3 separate regions of the Homo sapiens genome follow, and regions 2 and 3 are each linked to region 1. The links are chromatin contacts, found by Hi-C or POLR2A ChIA-PET in ENCODE. All regions are on one chromosome and are shown on one strand. Each heading gives the region's core, a stretch centred on a gene start or an enhancer-like site at or near the end of the contact. The rest is flanking DNA. Distances are from core to core; before and after follow the strand shown.

The links. Hi-C counts contacts between places; a loop is a spot of excess contacts on that map. ChIA-PET counts read pairs that join two places held with the same protein, here RNA polymerase II (POLR2A). Pooled maps may share reads with other maps.
Region 2: a map of mammary epithelial cell shows a loop between it and region 1 (2.9-fold over the local background). The contact joins two enhancer-like sites. A Hi-C loop is called at or near these places in 1 of 168 maps with a recorded cell type or tissue (mammary epithelial cell). POLR2A ChIA-PET finds 5 or more read pairs at or near these places in 1 of 52 experiments (activated naive CD4-positive, alpha-beta T cell).
Region 3: a map of chondrocyte shows a loop between it and region 1 (2.6-fold over the local background). The contact joins two enhancer-like sites. A Hi-C loop is called at or near these places in 3 of 168 maps with a recorded cell type or tissue (Calu3, IMR-90 and chondrocyte) and 2 of 50 pooled maps. POLR2A ChIA-PET finds 5 or more read pairs at or near these places in 3 of 52 experiments (AG04450, BJ and activated CD8-positive, alpha-beta memory T cell).

The regions. Positions count from the first base shown.
Region 1 is chr12:65,535,669-65,538,378 of GRCh38, forward strand. The region is part of intron 2 of MSRB3-AS1 (MSRB3 antisense RNA 1); the gene reads right to left. Among named protein-coding and RNA genes, the nearest start is that of LINC02454, 66 kb to the right of the region's middle. RefSeq lists an enhancer at 613-1,812. Within about 2 kb of position 1,428, at least 9 of the 41 ENCODE cell types and tissues checked have a DNase peak (open chromatin) inside an H3K27ac peak, as active enhancers do; they include mammary epithelial cell, where a contact is called at or near this core.
Region 2 is chr12:65,669,609-65,672,308 of GRCh38, forward strand. No RefSeq gene overlaps it. Among named protein-coding and RNA genes, the nearest start is that of MSRB3-AS1, 29 kb to the left of the region's middle. Within about 2 kb of position 1,368, at least 2 of the 41 ENCODE cell types and tissues checked have a DNase peak (open chromatin) inside an H3K27ac peak, as active enhancers do; they include mammary epithelial cell, where a contact is called at or near this core.
Region 3 is chr12:65,333,973-65,336,672 of GRCh38, forward strand. The region is part of intron 4 of MSRB3 (methionine sulfoxide reductase B3); the gene reads left to right. Among named protein-coding and RNA genes, the nearest start is that of MSRB3, 57 kb to the left of the region's middle. Within about 2 kb of position 1,384, at least 6 of the 41 ENCODE cell types and tissues checked have a DNase peak (open chromatin) inside an H3K27ac peak, as active enhancers do.

The DNA.
Region 1 (2,710 bases), core at 178-2,677:
AACTGGCAGTGACAATAGAAGATGCTAAGTCTGAGGAAGGTAAGCACAGGGAACACGGGAGGTGGGGTGACTGTTCTGATTTGTCCAGGACTATCTTGATTTTAACACTAAAAGCCCACATTCCAGGAAGTCTTTCTGTCCCAAGCAAACAGACAGTTGGTCACCCTAGTGGGAAGAGTCAGAGGAGTGGCAGCACCTGAACTAATCTTGCCAAGTCAGAGAGGGCTTCTTGGCAGAAGGGATGGCCTACAAGGAAAGTAGGAATTAGCCAGGCAAGGATGTTGATGAATTGGAGGTGGAGTGGGTCTTAAGTAGAAAGAACCGCACATGCAAAAACCTAGAAGCAGGCAAGACCATGAGGAAGTGGGGAACCCTGGGGAGAGAAGGTGGAAGGCCTTTCTTTGCAGTGGACAGCCATTGCCCTCCAAATATGTTCCTCTTCTCCTTGATCTCTCCTCTGACTCATGTTGATTGAGAATGTAGATCGGCAAAACTGTGGGAGATGCTGTCTAGGCAACTCTCACATTAGAAGGGAGAAAAGAAGATGAATTTTTCCCAAGGTCCCTTTCAAGTCTTTGATTCTAAACCAAGAATACACCCCATCAGGCCATCCACAAGGGAGGTGTTCACTCTGTGTATAAGATAAATAGCCTACACCTTCCCTATGTATGTCAGCTGCCTTGAAGAGTGACACAAGTCATCACACAGTTGATTTGGCAGCAATGATATGTCCATCATAAATGCACCAGCATGGATGTGTTTGCTGGGCCACCACCAGCTGGCTGAGCCACCGTGGAGATGAAAGTTTAATTATTTTGTTTTTCTAAGTAAAAAAAAACCCTTTCCTGGTGAGGCATCACACCCTTTCCATTGCTCATGAAGACCTAGAGAACTAGCTGGAGTTCGTTTTTTCCCCATTATTCCCTAAATGTTGCTGTAAAGAATGCTCTCTGACGTGACTTGTTTCTGTATTTTACAGAGCCTATTCTGTTAATATGAACAGTATTAAGTCAAGAGGGTACCTGTTTTGCTTTTCAGCACTTCTTTCCCAATGTGAATCACTTTGGGAAAGGTGATTTCTAGATTGTTAATCCTTTAGGTATGTGTTTCATCCTCTAATATCAGGCTGGCATAGACACACTGGGAAAAAAATGAAAATAAAAACTTAATGTCTTTTCTATAGCCTGTCCCAGAGAAGAAAAGAACGCAGGGAGGAAGGAGTCTTGACATCACTTAATAAAGCTTTATGAGTAACTCCTTTACTACCCTAGATAACATTGCTAATGCATATTGCTCAATGAAAGAAAATGTCCCAGGCTATGCTTTACAACAGGCAGAAAACTTTGAGCTGTCTTGCCAATGCTTTATACTAAGTGCCAAATCCTTATTTCTTTCTTAGGCATTTATTGTAATAACATGAATCATGATGCATCACTCTGGTATTCGTGTGGCTGCTCAGTGTTAAGTCCCCAGGACCTCCATGGAGTTGACTTTATTTGGTTTTCCACTTCCGCTTCTGAGTGAGAGCCACATGAACTCAGACGTGAAGGCTCACAGGAGCTCAAGTGGGCGGACCTTTCTGTTGCTGTTTTGGTCTGCCTGTACTCAGCGGTTGTGGTATGTGCAGACCTGAACACTTGAGGGGACATTCAGCTGGAACTACCCCCATTTCCTGTAGTTTCCACTAAAACAAGAGACTTAGGATGATGTTCAGGATTGCTCAGACAGTTGCAAACCTCTGGGGCACTTGGAAGAAATGTGGCTATTAATAGAATTTTTGAGCATTGACGTATATGTTTTCTAACTTCCCATATATAATCCTGAGAGTGGGGCTGGATGTTAAACCCTGGAAGTAGGGAGTTTCCAGAAAACCATTCAGGATATCAGTGTCAGGTTTCTGACTTGATGAAGAGTTTGGATGAGTGGCTTCTAGATACAAAGGTTAATAGTGTCTGTTTCAAAGCCTAAATGGAATGCTGTGCTCATCTCCAACTTTGTGAATGTTCAACTGGCACGGTCAATTTATTCACTTTGAAAGTCTTAACCGTGCTGGTGAACCAGCAGGAGTGCTGTTAGGAATATTTAACATAAGCAAAAAGGAAAGGTAATGAACATTGAGAGCAATTGAAAGGACGATCCTGTGAAAAATATGTGACCTTACCTGAGTGTCTCAGCTGAGTATCAGTCCAGCAGAGCACCAATCACTTGCAGTGGCTGTGGCAAAGACACTGATGGCTTATTCATTGATTTGTACAATAAATATTGTGCCCTCACTACATGCCACTTACTCTGCTAGGCATTGGAGATACAATGCTGGACAAAACCAGACATGCTCCTGTCCTTCCAAACTTAACAATTTGATCTGAGAGACAGATATTAATCAAGTAGTCACATAAAAATACATAAAATGTCAACCTTGACAAGGAATTGGACAAGGTACTATGAAAGGCCTTGACCTAGTTGGGGATATAATGATTGGGCTGAGACTTAAAAGATGAGAAGTAATTAACTAGGATACCACAGGCAGGAAGAGTGCTTCAGGCAGAGGGAACAGCTCGCACATGTGAAGTTGAGTGATTCACCCAGTCATACAATTAATAACTAGTAGAGTCAGAGATGGGTGAAGAGCTCCAGGGGTCTCAGTTAGGAGTCTTACTAGCCCTATCTAATAGAACTTTTTGCAATAATGGAAATGTTCTATAGCTATGCT
Region 2 (2,700 bases), core at 118-2,617, 130 kb after region 1:
AAAATTAAGAATTACTTTGAGAAAAGAACTTGCGACAGAACTACCATTTGACCCAGCAACCCCACTACTAGATACATACCCGCAGGAAAAGAATTCATTCTATCAAAAAGACACATACACTTATATGTTCACTGCAGCACTATTCACAACAGCAAAGACACAGAATCAACCTAGGTACCCTTCAACAGTGGATTGGATAATGAAAATGTGGTACATATATACCATAGAATACTACACAGCCAAACAAAAGAACAAAATTATGTTCTTTGCAGCAACATGGATGGAGCTGGAAGCCATTATCTTAAGTGAATTCATGCAAGAGCAGAAAACCAAATACTGTATATTTTCAATGAAATACACGTAGACATAAAGATGGGAACAGGAGACACTGGAAACAGTGGGAGACACTGGAAACCAGGAGACAGATGGGGTAGGGAGGGTGGGGACATGGACTGAAAAACCACCTATTGTGTACTATGGGGAATGGGATCACTTGCACTCCAAACCTCAGCATCATTCAATATACACATATAACAAACTTGCACATGTACCCCTTAATCTATAATAAAAGTCAACATTATTTTTAAAAAGAATTACTTTGAGATAGTCTGTCTTCATTTAAAATTTTGCTATTTTGTTCATCATGGATTTTTTGCATTAATTTTGACTTTTGAAAATAAATATTGTACATTATCCTTAGCAAACGAATGCAGGAACAGAAAACCAAAGACCACATGTTCTAAAGTATAAGTGAAAGATAAATGATGAGAACACATGAATACATAGAGAGGAACAACACACACTGGGGCCTATCGGAGGGTGGAGAGTGGGAGGAGGGAGAGGATCAGGAAAAATTATAGCTACTAGACTTAATACCTGGGTGATGAAATAATCTGTATAACAAACCCCCATGGCACATGTTTACCTATGTACCAAACCTGCACATCCTGCACATGTATCCCTGAACTTAAAATAAAAGTTACAAAAATAAATAATGAAAAAATTGCATTAAAATATTTATCGCGATTACTGAGTGTATTCATTTCCAGTGACTGCTTTAACAAATTGTTACAAATTTAGTGGGTTAAAACAGCAGCAATGGATTCTGTGTCACAATTCTGGATGCCAGAAGTCTGAAATCAAGGTGTTGGCAGGGCCACGCTCCCTTGGAAGGCTCTAGGAGAGGATGCTTTCCTTGCCTCTCCCAGCTTCTGGTGGCTGTCAGCATTCCTCCATCACTTCAATCTCTGTCGCTGTGGTCACATTACTTTCTCCTCTTCTGTCTGTGTAAAGTTTCTCTCTGACTCACTTTTTTTTTTTTTAATGAATTGAGGTAGCCTCCATTCTACAAAATAGAATGAAAGCTTTCCTGACTCACTCTTATCGTGACACTTGTGATTGCATGTAGGGGCCTGCCCTCTTCCTCCAGGATAATCTCCCCATCTCAAGACGTTCAATTTAATCATATCTGCAAATGCCTTGTCATAGAAGGTAACATTCACAGGTTCCAGGAATCAGGATGTGGCTATCTGGTGGGAGAATGTGCTGATTTTTAGCCAACCACACTGAGTTCACTCTAAATTTTGCATCTTAGGCAAGTGCCTCACCTCATTCTTCACCACAGGCCTGGCCTTGGATCATTTGAGCCTAAGAAGTTAGGAGAGTGGTGTTTTTATTTACAGAATTGGGAAATTCAAGAGAAGGAATTGATTTGGAACAGCAAATATTGCTGAAATATTTAAAATACACCTAGACATTAAAGCATGCAACTGAAGCATAAGACCTGATTTTTATATTCTTTCAACATGGCCTCATTTTCCTGGTGCCAAATGTAAGCCCACCTTGAGAGCAGGTTGTGATGCTTTGTGTCTTTACTTAGAGTTGAGAAGATCATACTGCCCAACATTCATCCTCCCTTTATTTGGAAACAGTGCCAGAACTTGCTTTGGGGGACCATGTTTCATCATCTATCAGACTGCGTGATTAGATGGCCTCTCTTCCCAACTCCAGGATTGGAGCTTATGATCCAAGACTGGCCAGTCAATAGCACTGTTGCTCCCTGAATTATAGTTATTAACTCACAAATATGCACTTGCCTCAAATTGATCCATTAAGAATGAATTCTGGGACTTTGGTGAGAATCACCAGGAAGAAACATAGAGTTTTCCTCTCAACTTGCATCTGGGAATATGTGTCCCTGGAGTCCGAAGTTAAAAGAAGGAAAGGCAAAACTAGGCATCAAGGATCTCGATAACAACACTCAAGTCCCTAAATCAAGTCACACTTGAAGTTAGCCTACTCCTAAGCTTTTCAATTGCCTGAACAAATAAATTTCTCTTGTTGCTTAAGCAAGATTGAATTAGATTTTTTTTTCCTGTCACTTAAAGCCACTGCCAACATGGCGAAGCCCTGTCTCTACTAAAAATACAAAAATTAGCTGGGTGTGGTGGCGGGTGCCTGTAATCCCAGCTACTCAGGGAGGCTGAAGGATGAGAATTGCTTGAACGCTTGAACTCGGGAGGCAGAGGTTGCAGTGAGCCAAGATCGCGCCACTGCACTCCAGCCTGGACAACAGAGTAAGACTCCATCTCAAAAAATAAAATAAAAATAAAATAAAAAAAGAAAATTATCATTTTAATTATTTAGCTGCCTGGTGGAGATGATGTGGTGGATGGGGCAGATAAACATTCTGAGCTGAGG
Region 3 (2,700 bases), core at 134-2,633, 200 kb before region 1:
CAAGATAGATTCTGGGATTGGAAAAAGAAGGAAATAGGGATGTTAATTAACAGCCTCAGTGGGAACTCTTTTTTTTCCTTGTTAGCGGATAAACCTCAACACTATGCATGTGCAATCAGCTTCTGATAATTTTGTTTGAGACCTTGAGGAACCACATAGGACATTTTAATATTTTGTATACACTTATTCAGCAGGCCTTCCACTGAATAGCTCATTTTCTATAGGTTCACTAATGATAATGATAATAATGCTAAAACAATAGCTAACACTTACTACAGCACTTACCATATGTCAGGCATGGTTCTTAGTGCTTCATATATGTGAACTCATTTAATCTTCACAGCAACACATTTTATAGATGAGGAAACTGAGAGAGGATAAGTAACTTGTGAAGATCACACAGCCAGTATACAAATGGATTTAGAATAGTAGCACTCAAACATTTAAAAAAGAAGAAAGTTAAAGAATTATAGTAGAATGAAATTTTAATATTTTATTTTAGTCACTCTGGTTATTTCACTTAGCATCGTTGGAACAAATGGAACACACAGAAACATGCATACACACACACACACATCTCTCAATTGTTTGAAAAATCTGTTTGTCACAGTACTTAAGTACTTAAGTTGAAAGTTGAAAAGTGTCTCAATGTGGGAAGGGCTAGCCCAAAAGTAATGAGATCCATCATGGCAGGTCATCAAGAAGGACTCAGTTTCAGGCAGGTTATTATCTGTCCTTAGGGAAGTCCCTTGGAATCCTGACAAGAAAATGGAGCCAATGTTCAGGAAGTCATCAGGCCATTCAACATCTGGGAGCTAGGGCAGCAGCTGGATTTGTGGGCAGGATTTTAGTAATTGAAACTGGGAGGTCATTTTATTTTCACTTATTGACTCCCTGTCACATTTTCTCAAATAGCTGCATTCCAAATTTTCACTAATCTTTTCTTTAAAAAAATCCTCTCTCTACATTTTTTGAGAAGATTGATGCCAACTGACACGAACTATTGTAAATGTCTATCTTACTACTGGAAATTTTTGTGTCCCTTCATCTTTATCAAACAATCAGAACAGGCACTGACTAACAGCAGCTAGTGGCGCCTGCTGAATATCAGGCCAGATGTGTGATCTCAGATTCATCACCTGTAAAATGGGGTAAATAACACCAAACAGGTGTAAAAACTAAATGCAGAAAAATGCCTCGAATATGCCAGGTATTCAACAAATGTTAAATACAAGTGGCCTGTCCAAGTTTTGGGAACATATCATACTATCACAGCAGCCTAAAAAATCCTTACAATGTGAGAAAGTACAGGCTTTATTAGACAGGGTCTGTCTGTTAACAGTGGATATTAGTGTGATGAGTCACAGCTCCAGCTGTGTTGCTACATTTCAAATGGAACTCTGCTGCAAGACTGTTCACACATGCTACATTTCACATGAGCCTCCTGTGCAATTTTATTCTAGGCTACCAGAAAATTTAAGCCATTTTTCAGCTCTTTAAGAACATAAGCCCTTTCACTGAGAAAATTCCAGTCCAGTGCCACACACAGTTCACTCAACTGTGCTACTTCATGCATGCTATTCTGTTCACCACTAAAAGAGACTTTCAACATGAACTTTTCCCTCTGTGATGCAATTTTGTGTGTGTGTGTGGCGGGGGAGGATGTAAGAGCACAGTGAGAAGATAAGAGTTTTCCCGTTTTCCTCTCTACTCAAATCCCGTCTCCTCAACCCTTTTAAAACTCTCCTTACGATATTTAACAACCATTTCAGTCACTGTGGAATTCTGTTATGGAGAGTAACATGAATTTAACTTAAGCTTTCTTTTGTGGAACTCTAGCTGGAAATTGCTCATAATTCCAGAAAATGTTTCTTAACCTCTAACGAAGTACATTTAACTTGAATTTTAAAAGATTTGAATTGCCTCTCACCTTATTCAAAATCCTTTAACGAAGAAAGCTTTCCAGTATAAAGAAACTGTTCTGAAATAAACTAGAGTTCTGAGTGGTGGCTTACTTAAAGTTGTGTTATAGCTGAGTAAGTAATATATTATTTTGAAGAGAATATAAAATTGACTTCTCTCAGCCCACTGACCCTTCCTGTCTTGTCCCCATACAATGATTTATAGGAAAAGTATTTGTAATACAGACAGTTACTTTTCTATCTTCAACTCAACTGAAAACTCAGAGAAAAACTACAGCTGGATTGGAAGAAAAGGACTTGCTTGAGACAGGGAGTAAAAACACAGCCAAAGCATGACTTTAGAAGAAAGAAAAGAACATAAAAGCTTGGCATAAGAAAAGGAAAGAACAACTCCATTTGAGAAACTAGAAAACTATCGCAAGGCATGACTCAAAGTATAACAATATACAAAGATAATTATAACTGCATTTTTCTTTTTAAAAAGTTATATACACACGGAAAAGAACTGAAGCAATAGATACAAAAATACCTAGGTGTGTGAAGTTGTGTGTGTATGTGTATTATTTGGGGAAAGGAAAGTGAGGAAAGAACAATCTTGCCTTGCCTCGTATTACCTAAATAACAATCTTAGTTCTTCAGTTAATTTTCCAAATGGATTACATTTTTCACAGTGAATTAGAATGGATAGTTAGAATAAACTGGGAAACATAATAGGGAAAACTTTTAACTGTAATTCATGTACATTTATCTTGTTTGAATAAACATGAATCAGAAAATT